Regions from separate parts of the Homo sapiens genome. Here region 1 is linked to region 2. Evidence: read pairs that join two places in POLR2A ChIA-PET (ENCODE). Cell type or tissue: Panc1. All regions are shown on one strand. Each heading gives the region's core, and the rest is flanking DNA. Links, peaks and the distances in the headings are about the cores only.

Region 1 (5,534 bases), core at 291-5,290, 74 kb before region 2:
TGGCCTATAGGCGTGCACCACCACACCCAGCTGATTTTTATATTTTAATTTTTAATTTTGCTGTGCATATTTAGCTGGGATTACAGACGCACTCCACCTCGCCAGGCTAATTTTTGTATTTTTAGTTGCAACGGGATTTCACCATAGTGGCAAGGCTGCTCTGGAACTCCTGACTTCAGATGATCCTCCTGCCTTGGCCTCCCAAAGTGTTGGGATTACAGGCGTGAGCCACCGCTCCTGGCTGGCTTTGTAGAACCTTAAACATATTTATCTATCTTAAGAATTTTTCCCAAGGAAATACTTCATAAGGTAATATTTTAAAAATCAAAGCTGTTTTTAGCTGTTTTCTTTGGAGTTGTAAATAAACAGCATTAGAGAAATGATTGGCTGGGTGCAGTGGTTCACACCTATAATCCTAGCACTTTGGAAGGCTGAGACGGGAGAATCTCTTGAGGCCAGCAGTTTGAGACCAACCTGGGCAGCATAGAGAGATCCCTTCTCTACCAATAGAAAAGAGAGAGAGAGAGAGGCTGGGCACGGTGGCTCACGTCTGTAATTCCAGCACTTTGGGAGGCCGAGGCGGGCGGATCTCGAGGTCAGGAGATCGAGACCATCCTGGCTAACATGGTGAAACCACGTCTCTACTAAAAATACAAAAAATTAGCCGGGCGTGGTGGTGGGTGCCTGTAGTCCCAGCTACTGGGGAGGCTGAGGCAGGAGAATGGCGTGAACCCGGGAGGCGGAGCTTGCAGTGAGCTGAGATTGCACCACTGCACTCCAGCCTGGGCGACAGAGTGAGACTCCGTCTAAAAAAAAAAAAAAAAAAAAAAAGAGAGAAATTATTAAGTAAATTGTGGTATCATACTTGGATATTGAGATGATTAATGTGTTGACTCTGTGGCTGTATAGAAAAATGTTTATGGACAAATGTTAATATGGCCAGTTGAGGTAGCTCAAACCTGTAATCCCAGCACTTTGGGAATCCTCAGGAGGATTGCTTGAGCCCAGGAGTTAAAGACCAGCCTGGATAACATAGTGAGGCCCTACTTTATTTTAAAGGAAGTTAATAAAAGAAGTAGAACAAATTATATGTCTCAGTGGTAGTAAAATTCTGCTTACATGTTAATGAAAATTTTGAAAGGGCACTTAAAACTAGTAAAAAACTCATTTTTAGGGTAATACAATTGTAGTAAAATTTAAACATTTAAATTTTATGATCGGAAGATGGTAGTAAATCAGAAATGGCTTTGGAATTTCTTTCATTGCAACCTTAATAGTAAGCAACAGTCTTTCCCATGAAAGGGACAGAAAAAAAAGAATGTAACGTCTACATTTTTTTTTTTCTTTGAGACGCAGTCTCACTCTGTGGCCCAGTCTGGAGTGCAATGGCACGATCTTGGCTCACTGCAACCTCCGCCTCCAGGGTTCAAGCAATTCTTGTGCCTCAGTCTCCCAAGTAGGTGGGATTACAGGCACTCACCACCATGCCCGGCTAATTTTTGTATTTTTATTTTTATTTATTTTTATTTTTATTTTATTTTATTTTATTTTTGAGACGGAGTCTCGCTCTGTCGCCCAGGCTGAAGTGCGGTGGCGCGATCTCGGCTCACTGCAAGCTCCGCCTCCCGGGTTCACGCCATTCTCCTGCCTCAGCCTCCCGAGTAGCTGGGACTACAAGCGCCCGCCACCACGCCTGGCTAATTTTTTTGTATTTTTAGTAGAGACGGTGTTTCACCGTGTTAGCCAGGATGGTCTCGATCTCCTGACCTCGTGATCCTCCCGCCTCGGCCTCCCAAAGTGCTGGGATTACAGACGTGAGCCACCGCACCCAGACTTGTATTTTTATTTTTTAAATTTTAAAATTTTATTTATTTTTTTGAGACTGAGTCTTTCTTTGTTGCCCAGGCTGGAATGCAATGGCATACCTTGGCTGACTGCAGCCTCCGCCTCTTGGGTTCAAGCCTCCAGAGTAGCTGGGATTACGGGTGCTTGCCACCATGCCTGGCTAATTTTTGTATTTTTAGTAGAGACAGGTTTCACCATGTTGGCCAGGCTGGCCTCGAACTCCTGACCTCAGATAATCCACCCTCCTCGGCCTCCCAAAGTACTGGGATTACAGGCGTGAGCCACTTTGCCTAGCCTACACTGTTAAATGAATGCTTTTCAGACCATTGTACCCCACGTGCAGGTCAGGCCACATCTGGAATGTGGCGTTCAGTTCTAGATATCGCAATTTAAGCATGGAATCAGTAAATCAGTTACAGAGGAAAACTGGAATGCTATAAGGAGGGTTTAAGGAGCTGGAAATGTTTACCCTGGTAGAGAGGTTTGGGAGATGAAGACAGGAAGCAGGGAAAGCAGAAATGGTAACAAATGGCCTTCCATATTTATTTATTTATTTTTTGAGACTGAATCTCCCTCTGTCGCCCAGGCTGAAGTGCAGTGGTGCAATCTGGGCTCACTGCAACCTCCGCCTCCTGGATTCAAGTGATTCTCCTGCCTCAGCCTCCCTAGGAGCTGGGATTACAGGTATCCGCCACCACACCTGGCTAATTTTTGTATTTTTAGTAGAGACGGGGTTTCACCATGTTGGCCAGGCTGGTCTCGAACTCCTGACCTCAGGTGAGTCACCCACCTTGTCCTCCCGAAGTGCTGGGATTACAGGTGTGAGCTACTGTGCCCAGCTGGCCTTCCACATTTAAATGTTGTCTGGGAAAGGGAATATATTGATTCTCTGTAGCTACATAGGGCAGTAGTAGAAAATTACTAGGTGAAAATGATAGAGATGTAGATTTCTTTTTTTTTCTTTTTTTTTTTTTTTTTTGAGATGGAGTCTCACTCTGTTGCCCAGGCTGGAGTGCAGTGGTGCGATCTCGGCTCACTGCAAGCTCCGCCTCCTGGGTTCACACCATTCTCCTGCCTCAGCCTCCCGAGTAGCTGGGACTACAGGCGCCCACCACCACGCCCGGCTAATTTTTTGTATTTTTAGTAGAGATGGGGTTTTGCTGTGTTAGCCAGGATGGTCTCAATCTCCTGACCTCATGATCCGCCTGCCTTGTCCTCCCAAAGTGCTGGGATTACAGGCATGAGCCACTGTGCCTGGCCTAGAGATGTAGATTTCATCTTTTTAAAGAAGAATAACAAGAGTCACTCCAACATTTAAGTGGGCTATCTTCATTAGTTAGCAAGTGTGTGTATTTTAAAAAGTCATTCCATCTGAACCAAGCCTTAGTCAGCACCCAGATAGACCTAACTAAGAGCAACATGCCACTCACATTCAGGTGATTAGGAGAGGGCCCAGTGCAGGCCATTACAGAGAACTTAACTAGGCAGCAGCTGACTGCAGGTCATTTTGACTGGATACTAAAATGGGGCTGGGGGTGGGGGAGTGATCAAAGTGGTTGTCCTAGCAACAGGCAATAAGGGTGCAGAGTGGGCCAGTAACAGCATCAAGTAGGTCTAACATCAGGAAACAGGGACCCACTGGTTACTAGCTAGAAGAAGAGGGTAAAGGCTTTGGAACTAAGGCATAGGTCACCAAGACATGGATCCAGTTTCTAGGTCTTCACGGAAGATCATGGTATCAAGAAAGACATTATTAGAAACGTTCAGAGACTAGACAGGATCATCAAAAATACTGACTTGAGGCTGGGCGCAGAGGTTCACACCTGTAATCCCAGCACTTTGGGAGGCCGAGATGGGTGAATCACCTGAGGTCAGGAGTTCGAGACCAGCCTGACCAATAAGGTGAAACCCCATCTCTATTGAAAAAAAAAATACAAAATTAGCCGGGCTTGGTGGCACATGCCTATAATCCCAGCTACTCTGGAGGCTGAGGCAGGAGAATCGCTTGAACCCGGGCGGTGGAGGTTGCAGAGCTGAGATCACGCCATTGCACTCCAACCTGGGTAACAGAGCGAGACTCTTCTCAAAACAAACAAACAAAAACACCTGACTTGACACAGAGACTGTTAATTACTGACCTTAGACCTTATACCTAATGATCTCATTGGTCATGTCTGTGGGCACAGCATACAGGTAGGAATGGAAAAAAAAAATTGTTACTGGAGATTAAGTAGGATCAAGCATGTGAAGGAATTCATGAGTTACCTACAGATGTTAGATTAATAATGAGAATGGCTTCCTAGTGTCTTCAATCCTCATTCCTGCTATTACACTCTCTGGTTTTACTTCCCATTGATGGCTGCCCCCTTCTTCTCACCAAGCCATTCTCACTGTTAGCCTGATCTGCAGGGTGATGTAGTAGTACCCTTAAGCTGAGCCCCAGCTGGAAAGAGCCTCAGACTGATTATGGGGCCTTGTGAGTTTCTGGATTTAGATAATCCCTATACAGTCTAGTTCATGGAGCCAAGATTTGGCCTAGTACTTTAATTTCTTGTAGGAGTGGAGTTCTGCAGTCATTTTATTCGTCCCTCTTCTTAGGGACTAGAGCTCTGAATCTGAGCACAGGTTTTTGGGTAGTGCTGTGTCTCTGGCCAGACCTCTTAGCTTACTAAAACATAAATTCCCCATGCCTGGTCTGACCCGTATGTTGATCCTGCCATCACATCATCTAAACTGGCCGGCACAGTGGCTCACACCTGTAATCCCAGCACTTGGAGGCCGAGGTGGGAAGATCACTTGAGGTCAGGAGTTTGAGACCAGCCTGGCCCACATGGTGAAATCCCGTCTCTACTAAAAATACAAAAATTAGCTGGGCCTGGTGGCGGCCGCCTGTAATCCCAGTTACTCAGGAGGGTGAGGCGGAAGAATCGCTTGAACCCGGGAGATGGAGGTTGCAGTGAGCTGAGATTGCACCAGCCTGAGCGACAGAGTGAGACTCCGTCTCAATTAAAAAAAAAAAATCATCTAAACTGCTTTGACTTTTCTCACCAACTTTGGGCTCGGAGATTATTTCTCTTTTGCTTTTCAACACTACTGGGCATGTTTAGATCTGGATCCTGGCCCCCTTCCCAATGGCCCTGTCCTCCTTTATTTAAATAGACAAAATTCAGCTCCATTTTGAAAGTAGGATTCTTTTCACAACAATTGGGAAAAATGATTTTTTTTGTTTTGTTTTTTGTGAGATGGAATTTTGCTCTGTCGCCAGGCTGGAGTGCAGTGGCACGATCTTGGCTCACTGCAACCTCTGCCTCCCGCATTCAAGTGATTCTCCTGCCTCAGATGGCCAAGTAGCTGGGACTACAGGCGCGCACTACATGCCCAACTAATTTTTTTGTATTTTTAGTAGAGACAGGGTTTTACCCTGTTGGCTGGGATGGTATCGATCTCTTGACCTTGTGATCTGCCTGCCTTGGCCTCCCAAAATGCTGGGATTGCAGGCGTGAGCCACCGCGCCCAGCCTAATGTTATTGTTTTTACAAAATATTTGAGGAGCTGATTGAGAGGACCTTATGCAGAAACTTAATAAACTTAAAATCATATAATGTGAGATTGAAATGCTTAGATTATTCTGTAATATGGAAATAGCAGGTCTAATGTAACAGACAACTCCAGTAACAGAGGAAATGTCT
Region 2 (5,534 bases), core at 199-5,198:
CTGGCTGGCATGAAAAAGCAGTATACCCTTTTTTAAAGTCATGTGGGAACTACTATAAAAAGTTAAAAATACACATATGCTCTGACCAAGCATTGTATCTTGCAGCATTTGTAATGGTAAAGATAGTAAGAATCTAAGTACTTGCCAGCGGAGGAATGGTGAATAAGCTCTGGTGGAACCACACAGCACACAAGGCACTGTCGTGTGTCACCGAGGAGAGTGAAGCAGTCTAGAGCTGCGCTGTCCAGTGTGGCTGCAATAACCACATGTGGCTATTTAAATTCATTAAAATAAAATAAATTGAGTTCTTCAGTCATACTCGCCGCTTTCCAGGTGCTCAGTACCACATGTGGCTGCCATACTGGGCAGTGTATGGCTAGAGGACATGGCATGGAATTGGCATGAAAAGCTATACCATCATGTCATAAAGAAATACAAATGTAGTACGTCAATATATTATAAAACCTATACATCCTTTTTTTTTTGAGACGGAGTCTCATTCTGTCACCCAGGCTAGAGTGCAGTGGCATGATCTCGGCTCACTGCAAACTCTGCCTTCCGGGTTCAAGCAACTCTCCCGGCCTCAGCTTCCCAAGTAGCTGGGATAACAGGTGCCCGCCACCATGCCTGGCTAATTTTTGTATTTTTAGTAGAGACGGGGTTTCTCCATGTTGGCCAGGCTGGTCTCAAACTCCTGACCTCAGATGATCCGCCCGCCTCGGCCTCCCAAAGTGTTGGGATTACAGGCGTGAGCCACTGCGCCTGGCTTAAAACCTATACATCCTTATATGAACACAGAAAAAAAAAGGCCTAGAGGTATACCTCTCAAATTTTTAACACTGGTCATAGGCAGGTAAAAAGAAATAATCAGCTATTTCCATATTTTCTGAATGTTAAGACAGTCATGTTACTATATTAAAAATGGTAATGCTATTTATTACATAGAGATTGCTACTTTCTTCTATAGAACCGGTATGAGTAGGCAGGTTTTTTTTTTTTTTTTGAGACAGGTTCTCACTTTGTTACCCAGGCTGGATGGAGTACAGTGGCGCGATCATGGCTCACTGTAGCCTTGACCTCCTGGGCTCAAGTGATCCTCCCAAGTAGCTGGGACTAGAGGCGTACATCGCTATGCTTGGCTAATTTTTTATTTTTTGTAGAGATGGGGTATCCTCATGTTGCCCAGGCTGGTCTCAAATTCCTGGGCTCTGATCCCTCTGCCTCCCAAAGTGCTGGGGTTACAGGTGTGAGCAGGCCAGGCAGATTTCTTATTAGAACTGTTTTATGACCAAACTTTTTGTTTCTGGCATGTGTTAGGAGTATGTCACTCCCCACTGGTGTGCAGCAGGTAACCCCTTCTCTCACCAGCCTTCAAACAATGAAAGCCAGTCCGTCTCAATCTTTTGAAAGGACTAGACTATCACATATTCACACATGAAAGAGCAAATTGTTAATTAAAATTATAAATTCTATTAACTGTATTCAATACATACAAAAAGGCCAGTTTTTATTCTAAAATAAAGAACATTTATTATCACAAGTTGGATAAAAACACACAGCTTTTACAAAAATGATTTTTGATAGAAAAATATGTTTGAATACACTGTGATATTTGTAGGAACACCACACTATTGCTGTATCTCCAGCTAAAGCTTCAAGGAAACTCTATTTCTTATAATCAAAATATCCACTATTTACCACAACCCGTCTTTGGAAAGAAGTTCATAGTGTATTCTGAACAAACCAAAGCATTTACTCGGAAGTTACATTCCCATGCCTGGCAGTCACTTGTGTATGTTTAATACAGTTACACATGATGTAATTACAGAATGGCGGCGCTGGAAGGGACCTTGTAGATCATTTAGTTGGCACCCTAATTTTACAGAGGGGGAACTAAGGCCAGAGTTGAGAGATGTCCTCAGGATACCTGAGTCCCATTCCAGTGTTCGTTCAGTAATTCATAAGGAAGTCATCATAAAGGTTTAAAAAGAAAACGTTAATGACTCGCTCCCTTTATTCTTCTGTGCTGAGAGTATCATTCTGGTTTATTCAGATTAAGAAAGAAATACACTACTGAAATGGTATGAAACTCACTGTCAAAGGGCACTTAGGTCCGTTGGCTCCGTTTCCCACAGTTCCCCAAATGAACAGGTGGTACAAGACTCAGGCTTTCCCCTAATTACTTACTTGGGTAAAGTGACTTGGGTAAAATGAAAGATACAGCCAGGCGCTGGGCTCATGCTTGTAATCCCAGCACTTTGGGGGGCCAGGGCGGGCGGATCACGAGGTCAGGAGTTCAAGACCAGCCTGGCCAACATGGTGAAACCCCGTCTCTACTAAAAATACAAAAGTTAGCTGGGTGTGGTGATGGGCACCAGCTACTCAGGAGGCTGAGGCAGGAGAATTGTTTGAACCCGGGAAGCGGAGGTTGCAGTGAGCCGAGATTACACCATTGCACTCCAGCCTGGGCGACAGAGCAAGACTTACTTAAGTAAGTAAGTAAGTCAGTCTCAAAAAAAAAAAAAAAAAAAAGACAGATACAGCTATCATTGCAATGATACTGTGGTCTCATCACATGAGCTAGTTTTACAGGTAACTGTCATTTGAGAGAACGAATGGACTTTTCTTGTCTTTTGATAGGCTCCATGACAATTCAAAAGGTGAAGGGATTGCTGTCACGTCTTCTCAAAGTTCCTGTGTCAGACCTTCTGTTGTCCTATGAAAGTCCCAAAGTAAGTTGCCCAGCAAAATACAAAGTCAAAGTCAAGCTTAGTCCTCGTATTATGACATTAAACTGTCTCTAGATAGCAACAGTTTGATTCTAAATGGAGACCATGGGTCTGTTTGTTTGATTTTAAGGGTAAGCTACTGCCTGGGGACGGGGTGGGGGAAGAGTATGTGTAGCATGCTTTATCGGATCTGTCTTAATCACATCCTTCCCCACCTTCGTTCTAATTTTAGAAGCCGGGCAGAGAAATCGAGCTGGAAAATGACCTAAAGTCATTACAGTTTTATTCTGTGGAAAATGGAGATTGTCTATTAGTGCGATGGTGACAACCAACTAATAAAATTTAAAGACCACACTGCTTATCGTGTCTGGGGTTCACCGGAAATAAATGATTCACTGGAACAATTCTACTGTCAAAACAAAGGGGGTTTACAACTTGTCCTAAGTATAACAAGGGATGTATTTTTTGTTGGGAAGTGACCATTTCTAGGCTTATACATAATAGCAATAATAAAGGCTTTGAACCTACTAATGATTTTCTGATCTTATTTCATATTTATTTTTACAGCTCATCACTGCATTTCATGATAAGATTTAAATATTAAATAGAAAGAAACTAGCTAGCCTAATAAAATCTGAACACAGTTAATATCTGTCATAAGACTAGTTTTAATGGAATTCTCTATTGAAACTACTATTTTAAAGGGTTACTAGAAATGATTTGGTTGGTCATTTTGGGAAATGTCCCTTAAACTTGGGGAGACATCCTCTACTATGTATAACAATATGCTATTATCTGTCTTCTCAGTTGCACTATTTCTAAGAGTACTTAAATTAATCACATGCTTTTCCCTACAATTATACCTAAGCTGAGTATATCTTCTTCTGTGATAACCAGCTTTGATTGAAATGTACTCATATTAGGTAAACATTAGGCAATGATAGGAGGAAAGCAAAACTAATTCTTTCAAAATGTCAACAAAATTTAGAAATATCCTTCCCGATGGCACTAAAACCCTGAGAGGTATTTGCTTTTATTCATACTCACACAACTTTAGCATTTAAAAACTATGAGTACTAAACTGTGACCTTCAGGATTTATGTTAGATGGCAGAAAGAAAATTTGGGTATTAGTCTACCATATAAATGAACTTCTTTAAAACCAAGGTTCAGAACTGAGAATCATATTGGTTCCTCTTCAAGTTAGTTCAAGTTGCCCACTTCAGAGATCCACAAAATCTGACATTATTTCCAGAAACCCCAAACTTTGGTATAAGTGACCACTGCTCAAATATGTGATCACATGATCACACAGCATTCCTGTGAGTTCCTTTTTGTCTGATAATTATCCTAATTAGCTCTACAGAGCTATCCTGCAATCCAGGTTGAAATTCAAACTCTCAGTTACTACTACAGATTTCTGAACTAGGCCAAGTTTTAACCAAAAACTATAGGTAATGGTGAATTACTAATTAGCCACAATGCATCAGGATTTAGAAATATTTTTTCTTTTATAAAATAACTTGGTATTTTTCTGATAATCTTCCAATAGATAAATAAAAACTTTTCTTATGCTACAGTACAAGTTGATTTTTAAGGAAATTTGTGCAAACATTAAGAAACACCGCATTGGTTCTGGGTGAAAGTGCCAGTCTGGAACTCTCTTGAAAGACCATACAGTCTACTGCTAAACCCTGGGACTCCTCAGACTTGCACTCAGATTATCGTTTGCCTGCCCTGATTTTAGACTCTGCTAATTCAAGTCCCTGTTATCTTGCTTGACATCGACAAGGATCACCGCACCGTTCCTTCAGTTTCCACAGTTCCGTCAGTTCCCACGGAGAATACTGAGGAGAAGACAGCATTCCTGTCTCACAGGTCTTCTCACACAGCCACAGACTGTCCTGTTGAGAAACAACCAAAGCCGATCTGAGAGTGGTGAAACTGTTTTAAGAGCATCAGAAAGTATGCACGTAGACAGCTTTTATGTATTCTAATGATGCTGAAATTATTTCAAGGATAACTCCGTGTGTGGAACAACTGGTGAGGTTTGGGGGTGGCACCTCCTGATTTGGGAAAGCACCAGGTCCCACAGTCCTGTGGCTGTGGAATACAGAAACAAGGCGGTGTGTGGATGAAGAGTTAGTCAACAAATGCCATTCCGTAATGAACGATTTTAGAAACCACAAGTGAGTTTCATGTTTGCTAGTAAAGGTGTGTCTATGGCAGTATTAGTAACAGCTATTATTCTGATGGAATGCTTACAATATTGCAGGGACTGTACCAAGTGCTTTGTAAATATCTCACTTAAATCTCACAGTAATGCTGTGAGGTAGGAACTATTTCCCTCTTAACAATTGAGGAACAAACGAAGAGTTAAAAAACTTGTTCCAGGTCACAGGGCTGGTAAATGAAGAGGAGGGATTAAAGACTCCCAAGCTCAAGTTCTTAACCACTAGACTATTTCCTAGCTACGTGAATTGGTTTCTATTTCCAGCAATGTAGCAGAACACAGAGAGAAACTCATTCAATGTTTTGACAACACAAAAATGTTGGATAAAATTAAAAACCTTTATAAAGCATGGCTCAACTCCGTGATCAAAGAAGAAACAGGGTAGGAGAAAGCACTGAGTCAGCCTGTGCCTTGAAGGCAGCTGCTGATCCTTGGGTTTGGAAGGCCAAGCCCAGGGTCAGGAGACTAATGGGAGACTGACACAGAGCTAGGATCTCTGAGGGGCCACAGCCTCAGGGGTGATAAAACAAAACACACTCAGCTTGTCTGTCTCAGTCTTGCCCCTCAGTGGGA

Evidence for each region. ChIA-PET counts read pairs that join two places held together with the same protein. Peaks named below come from ENCODE experiments on the same cell type or tissue, not always from the same donor. Only the 100,000 strongest peaks of a DNase experiment are listed, where the experiment ranks them.
Region 1: POLR2A ChIA-PET joins it to region 2 with 13 read pairs; 6 of 35 experiments call an interaction of 5 or more read pairs at or near these places.

Annotation. Positions count from the first base shown.
Region 1 is chr1:235,372,115-235,377,648 of GRCh38, forward strand. The region is part of intron 1 of TBCE (tubulin folding cofactor E); the gene reads left to right. Among named protein-coding and RNA genes, the nearest start is that of TBCE, 7.5 kb to the left of the region's middle. In Panc1, for the core only: no CTCF peak of the experiment used is centred there; no DNase peak of the experiment used is centred there; H3K27ac peaks cover 1,792 bases.
Region 2 is chr1:235,445,709-235,451,242 of GRCh38, forward strand. It overlaps TBCE (tubulin folding cofactor E), which reads left to right. Exons shown (of 17, transcript NM_003193.5): 16 at 2,641-2,732; 17 at 2,962-5,534. The coding sequence ends at 3,054. B3GALNT2 (beta-1,3-N-acetylgalactosaminyltransferase 2) reads right to left here. Exons shown (of 12, transcript NM_152490.5): 12 at 1,482-4,632. The coding sequence ends at 4,498. Among named protein-coding and RNA genes, the nearest start is that of B3GALNT2, 56 kb to the right of the region's middle. In Panc1, for the core only: no CTCF peak of the experiment used is centred there; no DNase peak of the experiment used is centred there.